Regions from separate parts of the Homo sapiens genome. Here region 2 is linked to region 1. Evidence: chromatin loops called from intact Hi-C (ENCODE). Cell type or tissue: K562. All regions are shown on one strand. Links, peaks and the distances in the headings refer to the core of each region. The heading gives the core; the rest is flanking DNA.

What was found. Peaks named below come from ENCODE experiments on the same cell type or tissue, not always from the same donor. Only the 100,000 strongest peaks of a DNase experiment are listed, where the experiment ranks them.
Region 2: it touches region 1 in a loop (10-fold over the local background); 3 of 110 quality-filtered maps call a loop at or near these places.

Annotation. Positions count from the first base shown.
Region 1 is chr6:29,012,115-29,023,608 of GRCh38, reverse strand. LOC105375002 (a long non-coding RNA gene) reads left to right here. Exons shown (of 4, transcript XR_926667.3): 3 at 227-377; 4 at 927-1,626. Among named protein-coding and RNA genes, the nearest start is that of ZNF311, 13 kb to the right of the region's middle. In K562, for the core only: CTCF peaks have their summits at 6,310 (motif pointing right) and 6,701 (motif pointing right); DNase peaks (open chromatin) are centred at 6,338 and 6,768; H3K4me3 peaks cover 787 bases.
Region 2 is chr6:28,767,178-28,778,671 of GRCh38, reverse strand. No RefSeq gene overlaps it. Among named protein-coding and RNA genes, the nearest start is that of TRF-GAA5-1, 8.5 kb to the right of the region's middle. RefSeq lists an enhancer at 2,151-2,722. In K562, for the core only: CTCF peaks have their summits at 5,951, 6,817 (motif pointing left) and 8,742; DNase peaks (open chromatin) are centred at 5,931, 6,801 and 8,791; H3K4me3 peaks cover 436 bases.

The sequences.
Region 1 (11,494 bases), core at 1,524-9,523:
GGGAAAAGGGTGGGGGCTGGTGAGGGATAAAACACTACACACTGTGTACAGTGTACACTGCTCAAATGATGGGTGCACCAAAATCTCAGAAATCGCCACTAAAGAACTTATTCATGTAAGGAAACACCACCTGTCCCTCCAAAACCCTATTGAAATAAAAAAATTAAAATAAACAAAAATAAAATGGTCAGAAAACTAAAAGCTTTCCTTTTTTTCTTTGAGACAGGGTCTCACTATGTTACCCAAGCTGGTCTCAAACTCCTGGCCTCAAGCAGTTCTCTCAAGTAGCTGGTATTACTGGTGAGAGCTACCACACCCAGGTAGAAAACTAAAAGTTTTCATAACTCTGTTGGCAACAAAACCTGACCTGAACTGAGGTAGGACTATTTCTATCTATTCTTTACTTTCAGTTTTATTAAACAAGAGAGACTGTATGTTAAAAGAATAGAGTTCCTTTTAAGAAAAAATAATATCAGCTATTTGTCATTTGTCAGAAATGGCAGATATTTTTTAAAGAGGACACTCACTGTTATCACTAATTTATAAAACCATAGTTTCTTTCGAGTTGAAGATTCAAGAGCAATTAGAACATGTCTGTTTTAAAATATGGTAGTCACTAGGTGTAGCATCAAAAGAAAAACTATCAAAGAATAATAAAACTTTAAATTATTCTTTTTAACTTAAATGGATGTGTATTTTAAACTATTTTTATCTAAGATATTAAGTTAACATTTAAAGTTGGCCACATGAAAAGATAGGTCACATTTCATGTTCTTGTGAGTCAACTGAAATACTGAAGGAAAAAAAAAGTTTGTTTCCTTGCTAGTCATTGTACCTTGCTGGCTAGAAATGTTCCATGGAATGTGTGAGAGTTTGGTTCCAAAATGGCTGCATATAAGGAAGCTGGCTTTATTTTTCCTCCACAGAAAACCTACAACAAATACACGGTGCTGAGATTATCACCAGCAATATCCCAGAACTCAAATATGAAGATGGAACAGTGCCCGTGGCAACAAAGAAGTAAAAAACTTCAAGCAGACGCTGTAAGAATCAGACTTCCAAATCCGTGACATCCCTCTCCCAAATCTGCCTAGCACCAAGCATGTGGAAAACTTCCCCCACCTCACCGCCAGTTTCTACACTGGAAAAAGTGAGATTGAAGTGGATAACCAGTTTCCCCACCATCTTGGATTCCCTGGCAAGAGATCTGTCCCTAAGTACTTAAAGGGAGAAATATTCCCAAAGACAACCAGAGAAAAAGTGGGGAGGTGGGACTTCCTTCCCCAACCCTAGAAACACTCTTCTTTAACTCAGCCAAAGGAGACGCCAAATCAGCGAAGCTGGTCAGCAGCGACACACCATAGGAGGTATGTTCCACAGGTTCCCTGAGCACGAAATTCTAGCCAGACTTCCCACCCTATTGGGATATCCCCCGTAAGACCTTCTACATTTGGGTCCGGCAGTGCTCCAGTCATTTACTAGGGCCAAGGAAAACCTGGACTGCAGACTCCATGTGATGTCAGAAAGAAGGCAAGACCAAGAGGGCGAAAAAAAAGTAGATGCTGTCATGCTTTCTGTACAGCCTGCAGAACCATGAGCTAAGTAAACCTCTTTTCTTTATAAATTACTCAGTCTCATGTGTTTCTGTATAGCAGTGTGAGAACAGACTAATATACATGACTTCCCCAAACAGACAAAGCAAGGAACCAATGACTTACCCTAGGCAAGACAGTGGTATGTGAGCTCTCTCACCAAGAATTCAAAATAGCAGTTTTAAAGAAACTCAGTGAACTCAAGGATAACACACAAAAGCAATTCAAAAATTTATCAGAGAAATTTAACAAAGAGATTAAAATAATTTTTTAAAATCAAACAAAAATCTTGGAACTGAGAAATATACTTGTCAAACTGAAAAATTTATTAGAGACTCTCGACAGCAGAATGGATCAGACAGTGGAAGGAATTAGTAAACTCAGACAGGCTATTTGAAAATACAGTTAGAGGAGAAAAAAGGGAAACGAATACAAAGGAATGAAGATCACCTAAATAATATAGAAAAGTACCTCAAAAGGACAAATCTAAGAATGATTGGTGCTCAAGAGGGAATTCAGAAAGAGCAAAAATTAGAAAGCTTATCCAAAGAAATAACTCAAAACTTTCCAAACTTAAGAAATATATAAGTATCTAGGTACAAGATTAGAGAACATGAAACAGATTCAACCCAAATAAGACCACCCCAAGACATACAATAATCAAATTCTCAAAGGTCAAGGACAAAGAGGATTACAAAAGTTGGCTGGGCACCATGGCTCATGCCTATAATCCCAGCACTTTGGGAGGCCAAGGCAGGTGGATCACCTGAGGTCAGGAGTTCGAGATCAGCCTGGCCAACATGGTGAAACCCTGTCTCCACTAAAAATACAGTAATTAGTGGGGCATGGTAGTGGGTGCCTGTAATCCTAGCTACTCAGGAGGCTGAGGCAGGAGAATCGCTTGAACCCGGGAGGCAGAGGTTGCAGTGAGCAGAGATAGCACCATTGCACTCCAGCCTGGGTGACAAGAGTAAAACTCAGTCTCAAAAAAAATAAAATAAAATAAAAAATAAAAGCAGCAAGAGAAAAGAAGTAAATAACATACAAAGAGCTCCAATTATTCTGGCAACAGACTCCTCAATGGAAACTATACAGGCCAGGTAGATGTGGGATGGCATTTTCAAAGTGCTAAAAGAAATAAAACCGCCATCCAAGATTAATGTACCAGAAAAGCTATTCTTCAAACATGAAGAAGACATAAAATCTTTCCTTGACAAACAAAAGCTGAGAATTCACTACCACCAGGCCTATCTTAAAATAAATGGCAAATGAAGTCCTTCAATCTAAGAGAAAAAGATGCTAACATGCATAAAGAAAATATTTGAGGAAAAAAACCACTGGTAACATTAAGTACAAGACATACCCAGGATACTCTAATACTCTAATTGTGGTGTGCAATCCATTTATAACTGTAGTATGAAATCTAAAAGACAAACCTATCAAAAACAATAATTGCTACAGTGACCTGCTAAGAGATAGACAATATAAAAATATGTAAACCGAGACAACAAAAAGTCAAGATGTAGGGGTATAGAGTTAAAGGGCAGGGTTTTGTGGGGGTTATTTAAGTTTTTTTGTTTGTTTCTAGTCTTTTCTTTGTGATCAAAGTTAAGTTGTCATCTTTGTAAAATATCAGCTGCGCGCCATGGCTCATGCCTGTAATCCCAGCACTTTGGGAGGCCAAGGCTAGCTAATCACTTGAGCTCAGGAGTTCAAAACCACTCTGGGCAACATGGCAAAACCTCATCTCTACAAAAAATACAAAACTTAGCTGGCTATGGTGGCATGTGTCTATGGTATCAGCTACTCAGGAGACTGAGGTAGGAGGATTGCCTGAGTTCAATAAGGTAGAGGCTGCAGTAAGCCAAGATCTCACCACTGCACTCCAGCCTGGGTGACAGAGACCCTGTATCAGAATAATAAGTAATAATAAAACAAAGTAGCTATAAGATATGTTTTGTAAGCCTCATGGTAACCCCAATGCAAAAATCTGTAATTAATACACTAAAAATAGAAGGCAGTGAATTAAAGCATTCTACCAGAGAAAATAACTTAACCACAAAGAAATACAGTAGCAAAAGAATAAAGGAAGAAAGACGTTACAAAACAACCAGAAAACAAGCAACAAAATGGCAGTCATAAGTCCTTACTTATCAATAATAACACTGAATATAAATGGACCAAATTCTCCAATTAAAAGATGTATAGAAGTTAAATGGGTAAAGAGACGAGACCCAACTATGTGGTGCTACAAGAACCCACCTTGCCTATAGGGACATACATAAGTTGAAAGTGAATTTATGGAAAAAGATATTCCATGCAAGTGGAAATCAAAGAGAACAGGATTAGGTATACTTATATCAGATAAAACAGACTACAAGTCAAGGAATGTAAAAAGTGACAAAAGGTCACTATATAATGATGAAGGGGTCAATTCATCAAGAGGATATTAAAAATTATAAATATCTGTGCACCCAACACCAGAGCATCCAAATATGTAAAACAAACATTAATAAATCTCAAGGGAGAGATAGGCTCCAATATAATAATAGTAGGGACTTCAACACCTCACTTTCAGTAACAGATTATCCAGGGAGAAAATCAATAAAGAAACATTGGAATTAAGCTACACACTAGACCAAGTAGGCCTGACATTTATAGAACATTTCACCCAGCTGCTACAGAGTACACATTCTTTTCACTTGCACATGGCACATTCTCCAGAACAGACCATATCTTAAGTCACAAAAGAAGTCTCAGCAAATTCAAAAAAGTAAAAATTATATCAAGTATCTTTTCTGATCACAATGGAATAAAACCAGAAATCAACAAGAGGAACCTTGGAAACTATACAAACACATGGAAATCAACATGCTCCTACAACCAATGGGTCAATGAATAAGCTAAGAAAATTTTAAAAATTTCATGAAACTAGTGAAAATAGATATACAACATACCGAAGCCTACAGAATACAGCATAACAATAACTTTATAGCAATAAACACCTACATCAAAAAAGGGAAAAGACTTCAAATAATCAACCTAAAAATGGATCTCAAGGAACTCAAAAAAGCAAGGATGAACCAAATCCAAAATTAGTAGAAAGAAATAAATATCAGAACAGACATAAATGAAATTGAAACTAAAACATAAATACATTTGATCAATGAAATGAAAAGTTGATTTTTTGAAGATAGACAAAATTAACAAACCTTTCCCTAGACTAAAAAAGAGAAACCCAAATAAATCAATCAGAAAGAAAAAAAAAGAGATATAACAGACCACAAAAATACAAAGAATCAGAGAATATGAACAACTATACACCAACAAATTGGAAAACATAGAAAAAATGGATAAATTATTAAACATATACAACGTACTAAGATTGAACCATGAATAGAAACCCTAACAAACCAATAATGAGTAATGAAATTGAAGCCTTAATAAAGTCTCTCATCAAAGAAAAGCCCAGGACATTATGGCCTCACTGCTGAATTCTAGCAAATATTTAGAGAACTGATACCAATTCTACTCAAACTCTTTTAAAAAAAATTGAAGAGGAGGGTATTCCTCTAAACTCATTCTACAAGGCCAGCATTGCCCTGATGTGAAAACCAGACAAGGATACAGCAAAATCTGTGTCAGAAATCAAATCAAAAACAAAACTACAGGCCAAAATCCCTGATGAACATAGATACAAAAATTCTCAAAATAACTAGCAACCCCAATTCAACAACCAAGAAGATCGCTCATGATGAGTGTGATTCATGAATACTGCATGTTCTCACTCCTATGTGGGAGCTAAAACAGAAGATCTCATGAAGCTAGGGAGTACAATGGTGGTTATCAGGGCCTGGAAAGAGGAGGGAAGACGTGGGATAAAGAGAGGTTGGTTAAACGGTATAAGTATACAATTAGGTAGAAGAAAGACAACCAGAGTTCAATAGATCAGTAGGGTGACTATAATCTATTAGACACTTCTGGCTGGGCGCGGTGGCTCACGCCTGTAATCCCAGCACTTTGGGAGGCAGAGGTGGCCGATCACGAGGTCAGGAGTTCAAGACCAGCCTGACCAACATGGTGAAACCCCGCCTCTACTAAAAATATAAAAATTGGCCCGGTGTGATGGCGTATGCCTGTAATCCCAGCTACTTGGGAGGCTGAGGCAGGAGAATCGCTTGAACCCAGGAGGCAGCGGTTGCAGTGAGTCGAGATCACGCCATTGCACTCCAGCCTGGGTGACAGTGCTAGACTCTGTCTCAAAATAATGTTAGACATTTCAAAATATCTAAAAGATTGCTTGATATATATTTAGATATAACTAGAAAAAAATTTGAACGTTCCAAGCAAAAAGGACATTTAAGTTTATACATATATATACACACACACACAAATTATCCTTATCTTTGACCTTTATACGTTATGTATCAAAATATTACATGTACCCTCAAAATACATACATTAAAAAAATGAGAAATAGAAAAATCAAAAAAAAAAGTTCCATGAATTCTGAACACAAATGTGGCCCCCCATTGCTTGTTATTTGTCTGTTCATCATCCCCCACTTGCAGTATTAAAATGTCAGTGTTTCCATTTAGGGATCCCCTTCTGCCTGAATAATCCCCAAATCTGATTCAAAAAATTAGTTCTTACCAGTTTGCACACTCAAGAAAGCACCTGAGCCCAAGTCCACTACGGCCATTTTGTCACTGCCACAAGGTGGCGCTATTGAAAAATGGTCCACATTACTAGCACTCACCGTCCCCATTGTAATGAGAACAAACTTCGGATCTCTGCACAAGCCACAGTGGTCCTTCTAAGGAGGTAGACAGACCTCTCACCCTGCACCCACTTCTTCATGGCAGTTGCATCTCAGTGAGCCTTGAGTTCGTTCATGAGTGGCTGATCTTTGTTTTCACGTCTTAAGTCTGAAAGCACCCATCTCCATCAGAGAGCCTGCCGCTCAGTAACTCCGGCCGAATTTGTTCGGGTGTGAGGTTTAAGGCCCTAATCGCTGTTCTCTCTTCCTCTTTGGGCAACCCCATCTCCGAAGCGTCAGTTTTTCTTTCACCTATCCGCAACATAAAGTGTTACTAATGACACTCCTCGCCCAGAAGACGGCGCTCCGGGCCTGCACACGCTGGTGCCTCCGGCGAGCCTGGACCCCAGGGCCACTTAGAGCCTTGGCGTTCGTTTTAGCTCTTAACGGCGACCAAGACGTCTTCCTCCTCTGCGACAGTGTGGGGAAGGGAGAACGAGAATAACCCACGTTTGGCCAGGAAAAGCTCCCCCTCTATGTAACTTGTAAGGAACCTCCCAGCAAGCAAGTGGCGTGTGCCCGGGTCTCCGTTCCCCGAGACGCGGGATCCCGGGCGGGAGGGCTAGTCTATCCCATTTGCCTCCACTCCTCTCGGAATACGTTGGAGTCTTCCTTTCTGGTGTCTCCGACTTCGCAGTAACTTAGAGGTGTCTCTGATGAGAATGCAGCCCTGGGTGTGGCTCTGACCACCTCAAGCACCATCCCGACCCTTCCTTGTACGTCTTCCCGCAACCTCCTGCGGAAAAGCAATGTGTCAGAAATTTGTGAGTTCTTGGCATGATTCTAGAATGAAGCTGCAGACCCTCAGGGTGTTAGTTCTAAAAAACGTGTCTGGAGTTTGTTCCTTCTGATAGTCAGACGTGTTTGGAGTTTGTTCCTTTTGGTGGGTTCGTCGACTAGCTAGCTTCAGAAGTGAAACCGCAGACCTCTACAATGAGTGTTACAGCTCTTAAGGCGGCATATCTGGAACTGTTTGTTTTTCCAGGTGGGTTCGTGGCCTCGCTGACCTCAAGAGTGAAACTACAGGCCCTCACAGTGTTACACCTCACAAAACAAAATGCAGATCCAAGCAGCTAATAGTAAAAAATAAAACCACCACAATGTGAAACAGGACAAAACAAATTACAATGGCCAACTCCGGTAACCTGCTTTTATTCCCTTATCTGGCCCCACCCACATCCTGCTGATTGGTCCATTTTACAGAGAGCCGATTGGTCCGTTTTGACAGGGTGCTGATTGGTGTGTTTACAATCCCTGAGCTAGACACAAAAGTTCTCGAAGTCCCCACTAGATTAGCTAGACACAGAGCACTGATTGGTGCATTTACAAACCTTGAGCTAGGCACAGAGTGCTGATTGGTGTATTTACAAACCTTGAGCTAGACACAGAGTGCTGACTGGTGTATTTACAATCCCTTAGATAGACATAAAGGTTCTCCAAGTCCCCACCAGATTAGCTAGACACAGAGTGCTGATTGGTTTGTTTACAAACCTTGAGCTAGACACAGAGTGCTGATTGCTGTATTTACAATCCCTTAGCTAGACATAAAGGTTCTCCAAGTCCCCACCAGTTTAGCTAGATACAGAGTGCTAATTGGTATATTTACAATCCCTTAGCTAGACATAAAGGTTCTCCAAGTCGCCACTAGACTCAGGAGTCCAGCTGGCTTCACCTGGTGGATCCTGCACCCGGGCCGCAGGCGGAGCTGCCCGCCAGTCCCGCGCGCCGTGCGCCCGCACTTCTCAGCCCTTGGGCGGTGGATGGGACGGGAAGCCGTGAAGCAGGGGGCGGCAATCGTCGGGGAGGCTCCGGCGGCGCAGGAGCCCACCGCGAATTCTCGGGCATGGCAGGTTGCAGGTCCCAAGCCCTGCCCCGCGAGGAGGCGGCTGAAGCACGCGAGCGCGGCGCGGGTGGGCCGGCAGCGGTAGGGGACCCAGCGCCCCCTCCGTAGCTGCTGGCCCGGGTGCTAAACCCCTCACTGCCCGGAGCGGTGGCGCCGGCCGGCCGCTCCGAGTGTGGGGCCCCCGGAACCCGCGCCCACCCGGAACTCGCACTGGCCCGCAAGAGAGTTCCCGCCTCTTCCTCCACACCTCCCCGCAAACAGGGAGCCGGCCTCGCCAGCCCAGAGAGGGGTTCCCACAGTGCAGCGGCAAGCTGAAGGGCTCCTCGAGCGCGGCCAGAGTGGGCGCCGAGGCCGAGGAGGCGCGGAGAGCGAGCGAGGCCTGGCACCACGCTGTCACCTCTCGGCAAGGCGAGATTCCGCGCGGAGGAAAGAGGCGCGCTGTCCGGGGACGGGAGGCTGGCGGCAACCGCTACAGGGTCGTAACAAAACAAGTCCCTAGGGGAACTGAGTGGAATTGCGTCCTTTAGCTCTCCAGAGCTCTCTAAGCTCCTTGAAGGGCCAGAGGCTGAGCCCACCTTGGGACATAATTAGTAAGCCTGACTCAGTGACATGGCCCTGCCAAAAGAAAATATTCCCTGAAGGAACAACCTTCTCTCGCATTCTGGTGCCTAAGGAGGTGCAGCTTGAATGTGAGACTGAATTAGGACAGAACTGAAGGCCCCTTGAGCCACACTGGTATTGAGAGGGTATAAGGGACTGCAGGAAAAAGGGATGTCAGAGAGAAAGAATCCCATTTACAAAAGCGTTACCATGTAGGCAGGGTTTAGCTTTGGGTAATGAATGACTCAGTTCTGTGGCTGGAAAAATACACAAAGAGGATTATTAGAAAAGTTTCTGATTATTTGGTTCATCAAAAGGACATTTCTGCCTACTTCCTAGTTATAGTATGAGTTTATGAAATTTGGGATCATAGAAGAAAGTAAAAATTCTATTAGAGAACAGACACAAGGGCTGACAGTTCTTTGTGACACCTCAGAAACTGTTATTCCAAAATCCTATTTGCAATCAGTTGGGTTACAGCCTCCTGAGATTCACCCTCCTGATTCTGGCCCTGAGCTAGGTTTGTCCAGAGATTAATAAGTTTGTGATCTTTCTGTCCTTCAGCCTTGGTTTAACTGGAATAATAAGTGAGATGAGGAAATGACTAATAGAGCTCATCTTGAGTGTATGTTTTTTTAAAAAACCCATTCTTCCAGTGGGCTGGAAGGGGTAGTGGGAAACATTCAACAACATCTGCCCACACCAGGCCTGCCTCAACTTAATCCTTTCTCAGCTACTCTTCCCAGGTAGAGCCATCATTAATCTGATTGGTCATGTTCTAGGACATCAACAAGGTCTTGATATCTGGTGGAAAGTTTAAGACTTTGTCTTGCTTTTCCTCTCCTCTGGGCCCAAAGAGCATGAGACAGCTAAACTTGGATCTTCTCTGTAGACCCAGCCATGTTGCTTCCTGCTTTTTCTCAACTTATTTCCTCCATGTAGCTGGCCAGCAGTTGACACAAGCCTAAGACTTAGGACAAAGTTAAAGGCACCACTGGAGGTTAAATCTAGGCTACATGCTCCAACAGAGATCTGAACTTCTGCAAGAGATTTGAACTTCTCCATGGGTGATTATTTGATTATCTGAGCACTCACTTAGCTCTTTATAAATTAGTAGTTCCATTTAGTTTAACAAAGTTTTTGAGATCATGGGCTCAGGAACTAGATGACTTGGTTTCAAATCCTACCACCTACCTGCTATGTGACTTTTTCTGTCTCATATTCCTCATCTCTAAGATAGAAATAGTAATTTCTGAGTCATAAATTTGCTGCAAGGATGTGGTACAATGGGCCTTGCAATAAATTCTACAACATCACATAGTATGAACGAAGGAATGGGAATAAGATTTACTGGGGAAACTTAGAAAGCAAGAGTCAGGCACAAGAGGCATAGAGTTCTCAATCCTCTCATAATCCCATGGAGAGGTGAACCAGGGGCAAGAACAAGCCATTTCACATGCAATAGGTTGGGGCTCTGGTCCTGACCCAATTATTCTATCTTGTCAAGGATAAACTTGAACACCACTTTTCAGTAAGACAACAAGCAGACTACTTGATTGCCGGGCAGTCTGGGTTTAGATGCTAGCAGAGCTGAGGAAGCATCTGAGGACCAGATGCCCAACACCTGGAGACCATGCATCCTATGGACAGTTGCAGCCCCTTCGTGTTAGAAAGTGTAAGCAGCTGGTCTCATGCAAAGCTATACGTAGGTGCAGCCCCTCTTTCCAAGAGGAACGGGAAACTCCAGTTGTAGCTAGCACATTTCCTGGGCAATCTAGAGTGAGATCCCAGGATCATTTCTGAATAGTTCTGCTTATTGCCCCATAGAATATTAAGTAAAATGTAGCACACAATATCTTTAGTACAGTATTAATAAGTACTCAATAAATATTAGCTATTATAGTTAGTCCCATTTGGCTATCGCTCCTTTTGTTCAACTTCCTTAGGAACATGATATGAGTAGAGTGTCAGAAGTGATTGACAGGGATAAACTTAGTCATTTCTGGGTTCTTTAGCAAAAATAATAATCTAAAACCACCTCAAACCTCACCCTAACTCTTTTAACAGAGACTTATAATCACATCAACATCTACATTAGCCCACAGCTTTAAAACTCATGTGTATCTTTGTTTCCAAACCGCTTTCTAACTGGTCTCCCCAATTCCAGTTTCTCTACTATCTAGTTTGAATTTCACGGTTGTCAGTGTTTTCTTCCTGAAATATATTATCATATAATTAAAAAGTTTTGCTAATTATTATGTTGGCAAAGCTGGGGAAAAACAGGCTGCCATTTCTGTGTAATATAGAATAAGGTAGGACCAGTAGATCCCATGATCATGTGCCCTTTGTAACACATCCTTCACAGTAAAGTGAGTCCCTTGGTCTGAGATGTAAGGCAAGGTTCCATGTCAGTACATCAGACATTGTGAGTCCTTGGGTAGTATTAGCAGGGGCATTGGAGACAGGGAAGCAAAATTATACCTGGAATACATACAAATCCCTATAAGGATGAGTCTCTGCCCACTGCAAGGTATTAATAGAAAGGGTTCAAAGTGATCAATCTGCCACCAAATGGCTGCTTAATCTTCTCAAGAGATCATACCATGTTGAGGGTTCAATGACAGTGCTAACTGTCCTTTT
Region 2 (11,494 bases), core at 2,052-10,051, 250 kb after region 1:
CAGGGAGATAATTCGTGTTCATTCACTTACAGTTCTTTGTTGCTTAGAATTATCCCCCTGTCCTAATTAGTTCCACAAATCACTAATGTGGATCACACACTATAGAAGCAAGTAGTATTCCTTGCCATCCCGCCGATTTCCAGTTTAAATAAAATAGTCAGAAACCATTGAATTCTGTGACCTAAGTCTGATTTCAGATCAGAAGGTTAAGGCTCAAGTTCTTTTGCGTTTCTTACTTTCTTCTAACTGCTTCCTCACCCAGGTTGCAAAAGTCCTGCAAGCTTTCACTAAAAGATTCCACTACAAGTGGCTGATGATTGCTGGTGATGTGCTGGTGGTCACTTTTTCCATTAGAGACCGACAAATTCTGAAACTTAATCCAAGCTATTTAACTACAAACATAAGGACAAATGACAAATATAATGACAAATGAGGAAAAGATCTCAATCACCTCAGCTGAAATTTAGCAGGGAGAAAATTACTTCTCTTGGTTCTTTAAGGAAGTTTCTGGTCTGAAATGGCAAGCTCTCTGAACTCCAGAGTCCAAGATCCATCTAGGGTAGAAGCTCGTTTCTTCTTTTTTTTTTCTTTTTTCTTTCTTTCTTTTTTTTTTTTTTTTTTTTTTTTTTTTTTTTTTTTTTTTGAGATGAAGTCTCACTCTGTTGCCCAGGCTGGACTGCAGTGGAGCGATCTTGGCTCACTGCAAGCTCCGCCTTCTGGGTTCAAGCAATTCTCCTGCCTCAGCCTCCTGAATAGCTGGAAATACAGGCACTTGCCACCTCGCCTGGCTAATTTTTTGTATTTTTAGTAGAGATGGGGTTTCACCATGTTGGCCAAGCTGGTCTCAATCTCCTGACCTCGTGATCTGCCCACCTTGGCCTCCCAAAGTGCCGGGATTACAGGCGTGAGCCACTGCACCCAGCCAAAACCTCATTTCTTTGTTTTGTTTTGTTTTTTTTAATAAATAAAAATAATGAACTTTTATTCTCCCAATCCCAATGGATCCTTTTCTACCTCACTGTACTTACTTTCAAGGAATAACTTCCTTCTTAGCTACTGAACATCCCATATCTCCAGATTAGAACCCTGCACAATTTCTAATTCTGATATCACAGTGCTAAGCAGAAATTCACAGGGGGATACTTGGCAAGCATCTTAACACTATTTTGTTAAAAGAAAATCTCCTTTTATTTTCCACTCTATTTCATCAAAGGATTAAAAATTAAGTTACTAAACACCTAGAAGGCAGAAAAGCAGCCTCTTTCTCCATGTGCAGAAGCTAAGCAACCCAGTGGGGCTTCTGTATGCATCATCTCTTTTACTCACTTTCTAAAAGCTGTAACCGTCCACCATCTACCAGGCGATCACAAACCACCCCTTAAGTCAATTTTGAGGTTAACCCACTTGACTTGAGAGGGATTCACCTGTACCACCTCTGCAGCTGTTATGTGAGAAAATAAACTCATCCATCTAAACCCAAAGAATGGACTCAGAGACCCGGAGAACAGCGAAAGTGAGACTTTTAATGACGGTCTTGAGAGATCAAGATCGGGTGTCTGGCGTGCAGGCACACCCAGAACAGTTTCAACAAGCAATTTGTCCCCTAGTGCGCAAGTCCCTCCCCAGGTTCCTCATAGGCTGAGTGCTATGGGGTTACAATTTTCTCGGCGTTTGCCTACTGATTGTTAGGCAAAGGCTTTAGGTGTCTCTTTTTTAGGGTTGTCTTGCTGCATTTTGTTGCAGCCCACAATGCATTGCAATCCTGGTTAGCTCAAGGGCTCTTTAAGTGTTTGACTTATGACCTAAGTAGCTGGGCAGGCTGATAAGAACAGACAAAGTGAGCTATTTTGCAGACTAGTAAACTTATATCTTAGACTAAACTGTTTTTGTTTGGGTGAAGGCCACCAAGGATGGGGGATGGGAAGGGGGAGGAAAGAGGGGGGCGACAAGCAGGCATCCGCTATCCAAGCAGGGACCTAGTATACCCTGTTTCTTCTGTACTTTGCTGACCTAAGCCAATTTAAGGCACTTTGTCTTGGAAATAGATCACTGTATACATTATTTCCTTCAGGAATAGCACTAAGGAAAAGGTGGCTGCACACGTAGTTAACACCGATTTTACCGCGACTTTGTAGTACCTAACCTTGTTTTTAGACTCTCCCTTAATCGCCTAGCCTTGTTTCCACATGAATAGGCTCTTCCTTAGCTGAGAAAGCCGGAAGTACTCCTTTTGGCTCCTTCATTTACAAGACGTCAAAGACTCCTTACCCACCCCCTTCCTCAAGCAGTTAACTTGTGTAAGCTGACTCTTACATATCAAAGAGTCCAATTAACTGATAAGGTACTGAAGCAAGCAATTTACGAAGTTACCAGGATTTCGCTCAAGAGATAACACCATAAAGCTTTGAGTTTGTGTCCGGGAGAGCCCCCATACCTAACGCCTTATGATAGATTTAGAGCCCCTGCACCTGGAACTGTTTGTTTCCTTGTAACCATTTGTCTTTTTAATTTTTTTGCATGCTTTTACTTCTGTAGAATTGCTGCAACTAAGCTCCCCCTCCCCTTTCTAAACCAAAGTATAAAGGAAAATCAAGCCCCTTCCTCGGGGCCGAGAGAATTTCGAGCGTTAGTCGTCTGTCGGTCGCCGGCTAATGAAGGACTCTTAAATTCGTCTCGAAGTGTGGCGTTTCTCTAACTCGCTCGGGTACAACATTTGGAAGCCCCAGCGAGATATATTCGCCACTGGGCGAGAGCCGGGCTAGCTCCGGGCTCCCCCGGAGGGACGGCCGGCTTATAGGCGAGGAGCCACCTGAAAAAAAATTTTCCAGGTCCCCGAAAGGCGACCGTCTTCCGGAGGACAGCGGATCGACTACCGTGTGTGTGTGCCCACAAAATTCAACCTCTGAGTCCTCAGCTTCTGACCCCGGGGTCAGGTAAGTTAGATTTGACTTCTGTTTGGTGAGAGGGAGGCAGCCCTGACGAGGGCATCCCTGTCTTTGACACTGCCCGCTTTTCCAGGGCGCTGGAGGACAGAGCCCTGGTTTTTCTGTTAGGCGCCTTTTGGTTCTGGTTTGGTGAGAGGGAGGCAGCCCTGACGACGGTGTCCCTCTCTTTGACTCTATCCATACTCCAGGACGCTGGAGGATAGAGCCCTGGTTTCTGGCAGGCCGGCCTCTCCATTAAGACTAGTCTCTCACTCTCTCCTCCTCTTTTTCTTTCTCTCCCCCTTGCTCTATCTCTTCTCCTCCTCTCGTTCAGGTCTTCTGGGACCTTTGTTTAGAACGGGAAATAACAAAAATTGTTATAAACTCTTTGTGAATGTGTGCACGACTGAGGAGTCCAGGGGCCTGCCTCTGGATCCCCAGTTTGTAGCTCCACGGCGAAAGCTACGGAGTTCGAGTGGGCCCTCACCTGCCGTTCCGTGGCGACCTCATAAGGCTTAAGGCAGCATCGGGCATAGCTCCATCCGAGCCGGGGGTTTATACCTGCCTGCCAATGCTAAGAGAAGCCCAAGTCCCCTCAGGGGGAGCGGCCAGGCAGGCATCTGACTGATCCCATCATGGGACCCCCTCCCCTTGTCTGTCTAATAAAAACCTACCATAATTGTTTATATACCCAAGGGTCTATTGTTTGTTTTGTGTTTGTTGTCCTGCTCGGTGTCTATTGTCCTGTTTAGTGGTTGTCAAAGTTTCGTATGTCAGGTCATCGATACTGCCCAAGACGTCTGGGCAGGAACTTCTTCAAGGTCTTTAGTGTTGATTTTTTATCACAGGAGGTTAAATTTCTCATCAATCGCTTAGGCTGGCCATCCCAGTCCTGCCTTTTCTGTCAGAAACAAATCAGGTGTTGTTACGGGAACGGGAACGAGTGTGAGGAACATTCGCCTGTTTGGGATTTCTGGCACCATGAAGATTGCTGGCATTTAGATTGTCATACCCCATGTCCAAGTGACTGGGCCACCTCCAGACTAAACCGGTGGTAGGTTCAAAATAGCCACCCTGCAGACCTCCTTGCTCACCTCTTTTGTCATCCCGTAACTTTTTCTGTGCCCTTAAATACGGCACTGTGCAGAGAAACCTACGCCCGTACCACTTTACTTCGTTTAAACCCTTATTCTATTCCTCTGTGGCTACTCTCCTACCCTAGGAAAGATCCGAGTGGCCCTTTTTCCTCCTCATCCCTACCACTTACCCCGTACATCTCGTTTTCCCGTGTCACAGCAAGTTCAGCGTCTCCAGGACTTGGCTCTGCTCTCACTCCTCAAACTCTTAAAAGAAAAGGCCGAATTTGAGCTATTTGCCTTTGAGTCGTGGAGACACCAAAAGTATTTAGGCTACAGGTCCAGGGAAAGAGGGAGGACGCCTAGGTCCATCCAGCCAAGGAGACCTAAGGTTGGCCTCTAGTCCTCCTCCCTCAATCTTGGATAATTATTCTTTTTTTTTTTGAGACAGTCTTCTCTGTCGCCCAGGCTGGAGTGCAGTGGCGCGATCTCAGCTCACTGCAAGCTCCGCCTCCCAGGTTCAGGCCACTCTTCTGCCTCAGCCTCCCAAGTAGCTGGGACTACAGACACCCGTCACCACACCCAGCTAATTTTTTGTATTTTTAGTAGAGACGGGGTTTCACCGTGTTAGCCAGGATGGTCTCGATCTCCTGACCTCGTGATTCGCCCGCCTCAGCCTCCCAAAGTGCTGGGATTACAGGCGTGAGCCACTGCGCCCGACCTCCCTCAATCTTAAAGCTAGTTAACCGTCCTGTGGCAAGTAGTGTGAGCTATTGTTGTCTTTCGGCTCCTTCTGGTTATGTTAATTCTGTTCTTCCGATACTCCAGCCCCCTAGGGAATGAGTTTTTCTGTCCGTGCTGGGTTTGATATCCCTGCTCAAACCTTGTCAAACTGCCTCCAAAAATGGGAAACTCCTCTTCCCGGCCCTGTAAGGATTGGAGCCCCCTCCAATGTATGCTGCAGAATTTTTCTCTAGGCTTCTCAGAGGATTATGGGGTCCGCCTTTAAAAAGGCAAACTCCGGACACTCTGCGAAGTAGAATGGCCAAAGTTTGGAGTCGGATGGCCCCCAGTAGGGTCACTGAACCTAGCAATTGTTCAGGCTGTGTGGCGGGTTGTTGCTGGAACTCCCGGCCACCCCGATCAGTTTCCCCACATTGATCAATGGCTGAGTTTGGTCAGAAGCTCCCCACCATGGCTCCGCTCATGCGCCATTCATAATTCTGCCTCCAAGGTCGTTTTGAGCCAGACCGCACTTCCGCCTGGACCCTCAGTCTGTTCGGCTCACCCTGTACTGCCTCCCTCTGAAGAAGAGGAGAGTCTCCCCCACTCAGTTCCGCCGCCTTATAACCGTCCTGCTCCCTTAGAATCTTCCCTTGTCTCCTCGACTACATCCCCTGTAGGCTCGCCGCCTATTGCCTCTCGATTGCGGCCGCGGCAGGAGGAAGTAGCCCCCCCTCTACCGCGGAAAGAAGCACAAGTCCCTCCGGGTGATGAGCGCTCAGCCCCATTCTTGGTTTATGTCCCTTTTTCTCCTTCTGACCTCTGTAACTGGAAGGCTCATAATCCTCCCTTCTCTGAAAAGCCCCAGGTCTTGATCTCACTGATGGAGTCTGTGCTCCGGACCCATCGGCCCACCTGGGATGACTGTCAGCAGCTCCTTTTGACCCTTTTTACCTCTGAAGAGAGGGAACATATCCGAAGAGAGGCCAGAAAGTATTTCCTCACATCAGCCAATAGGCCAGAGGAGGAAGCTAGAGACTTTCTTGAGGAGGTCTTTCCCTCTACCCGGCCTAACTGGCACACGAATTCCTCGGGTAGGAAGAAAGCTTTGGACGATTTTCACCGGTATCTCCTTGCAGGTATCAAAGGAGCTGCTCAGAAACCCATAAACTTGTCTAAGATGACTGAAGTCGCACAGGGCCTGATGAGTCACCGGGAGCGTTTTTAGAACGCCTCCAGGAGGCCTATCGGACTTACACCTCTTTTGACCCGGCGGCTCCCGAAAATAGCCGTGCTCTTAATTTGGCATTTGTGGCTCAGGCAGCCCCTGATATTAAAAGAAAACTCCAAAAACTGGAGGGATTTCCTGGGATGAATATCACTCAGCTTTTAGAGATAGCCCAAAAAGTTTTTGACAATCGAGAGTTTGAAAAAAGAAAACAAACAGCACAGGCAGCAGCTGATAAAGCATACAAAAGACAAGCAAAAATCTTAGCTGCGGCCATCGGAGAGGTCAAGAAGGGAAGGCCCCCATCACAGAGGAATAGCCAGGGAACCTCAGGTCCCTACCAGAAGGGCAAAAGAGGAGAACAGGCTCCCCTAGAAAAGGACAAATGTGCTTATTGCAAGCAGACTGGGCACTGGAAAAAGGAATGCCCACTACGGCCAGAGGAAAAATCAGAAAAGAAAAAGGCCCTCACCCTCCCCGCAACGGAAGAGTCTGATGACTGATGGAGCCAGGACTCCCTCTCTCTTGGCCCCCAGGAGCCCACGGTGACCGCTACAGTGAGGGGCCAGCCTGTACGCTTCCTAGTAGCTACCGGGGCGGAGCACTCGGTACTACAGACCCCCTTGGGCAGTGTCTCTAATAAAAGAGTGGCTGTACAAAGGTCTACTGGAGCTATTCAGGAATATCCTGTCACACACTCACGAGAAGTGAGCTTGGGACAGAAAAGAGTGAGACAGTCATTTCTTGTGGTTCCAGAGTGTCCTTTTCCTCTCCTCGGAGGAGATCTGCTCCATAAGTTACAGGCCTCTATCTCCTTCTCAGCCCAGCAGGCTAACGTCATGCTAGGAAATACAGCGCCCCCCACTGCCCAACTCCTGCTAACTACCCCTCTGTCAGAGGAAAATCTTTTAGTGTCACCATCACAACCACTGGAAAATAATACTAATCCTCTCCTGTTGGACTTACAGACACTCTTTCCCAGAGTTTGGGCCAGTCAAACCCCCCAGGACTGGCTAAACACCATCCACCAGTGGTTGTAGAACTCCTGGCCACTGCCTTGCCTGTCCAGGTAAAGCAATATCCTATGAGTCAGCAGGCTAGACAGGAGATTAATCCCCATATTCAATGACTGTTACAAGCTGGCATACTCACACCGTGTCAGTCCGCCTGGAATATTCCATTTTTGCCGGTCCAGAAACCCGGAACGAATGATTACCAGCCGGTACAGGACTTAAGGGAAGTTAACAAACAGACTGTTACTGTCCATCCAACTGTCCCCAATCCTTATACTCTACTCAACCTGCTCCCGCCAGAACTTACAGTATATACACTGTCCTTGACCTAAAGGATGCCTTCCTTGCTATTTCTCTGGCCCCCAAGAGCCAACTGATCTTTGCTTTTGAATGGACAGATCCTAGCTCAGGAGACACTACCCAATTGACTTGGACTCAGTTACCTCAAGGTTTTAAAAATTCCCCCACCCTTTTTGGAGAGGCCCTCCAGCAGGATCCTATACCATTCCAAGCTAGTCACCTTAACTGTACTCTTCTTCAGTAGGTGGACAACCTTTTATTAGCTACTGAAACTAAAGACAGTTGCCTGCAACATACTAGGGACCTACTTTACCTCCTTCAGGAGCTCGGGTATCGAGTCTCAGCCAAGAAGGTCCAGCTTTGTCTTCCCACAGTGTCCTACCTAGGATACGACATAAGCCAAGGAAAAAGGGCACTCACCAGTGCCCGGAAAGAAGCCATCCTACGAATCCCCACTCCCACCACCAAGAGACAGGTACGTGAATTCCTGGGGGCCGTAGGATACTGTCGCCTATGGATGTCGGGGTTCGCGGAGATTGCGAAGCCCCTGTACACTGCTACAGGAGGGAATAGCCGGCTAGTTTAGATGGACACAGAAGAACAGGCTTTTCAAAATCTGAAAAAGGCATTAACTGAAGCCCCTGCTCCAGCCCTCCCAAATATCCCAGAGCCGTTTCACCTGTTTGTCCACGAAAGCCAGGGAGTTGCTAAGGGGGTGCTTACTCAGACTTTAGGACCCTGGAGATGCCCAGTGGCCTATTTGTCTAAGAGGCTGGATCCTGTGGCCTCTGGATGGCCAACTTGTCTGCGAGTCATAGTGGCAACAGCAAGCCTAGTCTAAGAGGCTGATAAGTTAACTCTAGGTCAAAATTTAACCTTTACCGCTCCTCATGCCGTAGAGACTTTATTACGAAGTGCTTCTGGCAAATGGATGTCAAATGCTCGCATCCTGCAGTATCAGAGTTTACTGTTAGATCAGCCTCGTTTGACTTTCTCTCCCAGAAGGTGTTTAAATCCAGCTACTTTACTCCCTGATCCAGACTTCACTACACCTGTCCATGACTGCCAGGAACTGTTAGAAACTACAGAAACTGGCCCACCTGATCTCCAAGATGTGCCCCTAAAGAAGGTGGACGCCGCCATGTTTACAGGCGGTAGCAGCTTTCTCAAAACAGGGAGTACGAAAGGCTGGTGCAGCCATTACTACAAAGACAGATGTGCTATGGGCCCAGGCTTTACCGGCAAATACCTCGGCACAAAAAGCTGAATTGATCGCCCTCACTCAGGCTCTCCGATGGGGTAAGGATAAACTTATTAACATTTACACTGACAGCAGGTATGCTTTAACTACTGTACATGTACATGGAGCCATCTATCAGGAGCGTGGGCACCTCAGCAGGAAAGACTATCAAAAACAAAGAAGAAATTCTAGCCCTGCTTGAAGCCGTATGGCTCCCTCAGCAGGTGGCTGTAATCCACTGCAAAGGACATCCAGGAGAAAACACGGCCATTGCCCGTGGTAACCAGAAAGCTGACTCAGCGGCCCGGGATGCAGCCAGACTTCCAGTCATGCCTCTAAACTTATTACCCACAGTCTCCTTTCCACAGCCAGATCTGCCCTACAATCCCGCGTACTCAACGGAAGAAAAAAAACTAGCTTCAGATCTCAGGGCCAATAAAAATCAGGAAGGTTGGTGGATTCTTCCTGACTCCAGAATCTTCATACCCCGAGCTCTCTCGGGGAAACTTTAATCAGTCGCCTGCATTCTACCACCCATTTAGGAGGAGCAAAACTGGCCCGGCTCCTCTAGAGCCATTTTAAGATTCCCTATCTTCAAAGCTTAGCAGATCAAGCAGCTCTCCGGTGTACAACTTGTGCCCAGGTAAACGCCAAGCAAGGTGCTAAACCCAGCCCAGGCCACCGTCTTTGAGGAAACTTGCCAGGAGAAAGGTGGGAAGTTGACTTTACAGAAATAAAACCACACCGGGCTAGGTACAAATACCTTCTAGTACTAGTAGACACCTTCTCCGTATGGACTGAGGCATTTGCCACCAAGAATGAGACTGCCACCATGGTAGTTAGGTTTTTACTCAATGAAATCATCCCTCGACATGGGCTGCCTGCTGCCATAGGGTCTGATAACGGACTGGCCTTCACCTCGTCCATAGCTCAGTCAGTCAGTAAGGCATTACACATTCAATGGAAGCTCCATTGTGCCTATCGACCCCAGAGCTCTGGGCAGGTAGAACGCATGAACCGCACCCTAAAAAGCACTCTTACAAAGTTAATCTTAGAGACCGGTGAGAACTGAGTAAGGCTCCTTCCTTTAGCCTTTCTTAGAGTAAGGTGCACTCCTTACTGGGCTAGGTTTTCACATTTTGAAATCATGTATAGGAAGGCTCCACCTATCTTGCCTAAGCTAAGGGATACCAATTTGGCAGAAATATCACAAGCTAATTTATTACAGTAGCTAAAGTCTCTCCAACAGGTACAAGATATCATCCAGCCACTTTTCCGAGGAGCCCATCCCAATCCGGTTCCTGACCAGATGGGGCCCTGCCACTCATTCCAGCCAGGTGACCTGGTGTTTGTTAAAAAGTTCCAGAGAGAAGGACTCACTCCTGCTTACATAGGACCTCATACTGTCATCCTCACCATGCCAACAGCTCTGAAGGTGGATGGCATTCCTGCTTGGATTCGTCACTCCCGCATCAAAAAGGCCAACAAAGCCCAGCAAGAAACATAGGTCCCCAAGCCTGGGTCAGGCCCCTTAAAACTGTGCCTAAGTCGGGTGAAGCCATTAGATTAATTCTTTTTATTTACTTCTCTTTTTGGTTTTTGCCTGTCATGTCCTCTGCACCTTCCTATTCCCTTCTTCTCACCTATTTCATGACAAGACGTATATTCGCAAACAGTACTTGGAGGGCAGGAACCTCCAAGGAAGTCTCCTTTGCAGTTGATTTATGTGCACTGTTCCCAGAACCAGCCCGTACCTACAAAGAGTAACACAATCTGACAGTCAAGGGGGCAGGAAGCGTTGACCTTTTGGCAGGATTTGGACACTCCGGGAGCCAGACTGGATGTGGGAGCTCCAAAGGTGCGGAAAAAGGACTTCAGAATGTTGACTTTTACCTCTGTCCTGGAAATCACCCTGACTCTAGCTGTTGAGATATTTACCAGTTTTTCTGCCCTGATTGGACACGTGTAACTTTAGACACTTAACTCTGGGAGATCAACCGGATCTTCAACTCTTTCCATAAGTCGTGCTTCCCATCCTAGATTGTGTACTAGAAAAAATTGTAATCCTCTTACTATAACTGTCCATGACCCTAATTCAGCTCGATGGTATTATGGCATGTCATAAGGATTAAGGCTTTATATCCCAGGATTTGATGTTAAGACTATGTTCGCCATCCAGAAGAAAATCCTGGTCTCATGGAGCCCACCCAAGCCAATCAGGCCTTTAACTGATCTAGGCGACCCTATGTTCCAAAAACACCCTGACAAGGTCGATTTAACTGTTCCGCCACCATTCCTAGTTCCTAAACCCCAGCTGCAGCAACAATATCTTCAACACAGCCTGATGTCCATACTAGGCAGGGTACATCACCTTCTTAACCTCACCCAGCCTAAACTAGCCCAAGATTGTTGGCTATGTCTAAAAGCAAAACCCCCTTATTATGTAGGCTTAGGAGTAGAGGCCACACTTAAAAGTGGCCCTTTATCTTGTCGTGCACGACCCTGTGCCCTCACACTAAGGGATGTGTCTGGAAACGCTTCTTGTCTAATTAGTACCGGGTATAACTTATCTGCTTCTCCCTTTCAGACTACTTGTAATCAGTCCCTGCTTACTTCCATAAGCACCTCAGTCTCTTACCAAGTGCCTAACAATACCTGGTTGGCCTGCACTTCAAGTCTCACTCACTGCATTAATGGAACTGAACCAGGACCTCTCCTGTGCATGTAAGTTCATGTACTTCCCTGGGTATACGTGTACAGTGGACCAGAAGGACAACTTCTCATTTCTCCCCCTGAGTTAGATCCCAGGTTTCGCTAGCTGCCCTGCTCCTAGTTCCCTTCTTGGCCAGCCTTAGCATAGCCAGATCAGCAGCCCTAGTTCAAGGAGAAACTGGAATAATGGCCCTATCTCAACAGGTAGATGCTAATTTAAGTAACCTCCAGTCTGTCGTAGATTTGTTACATTCCCAGGTAGAGTCTCTAGCTGAAGT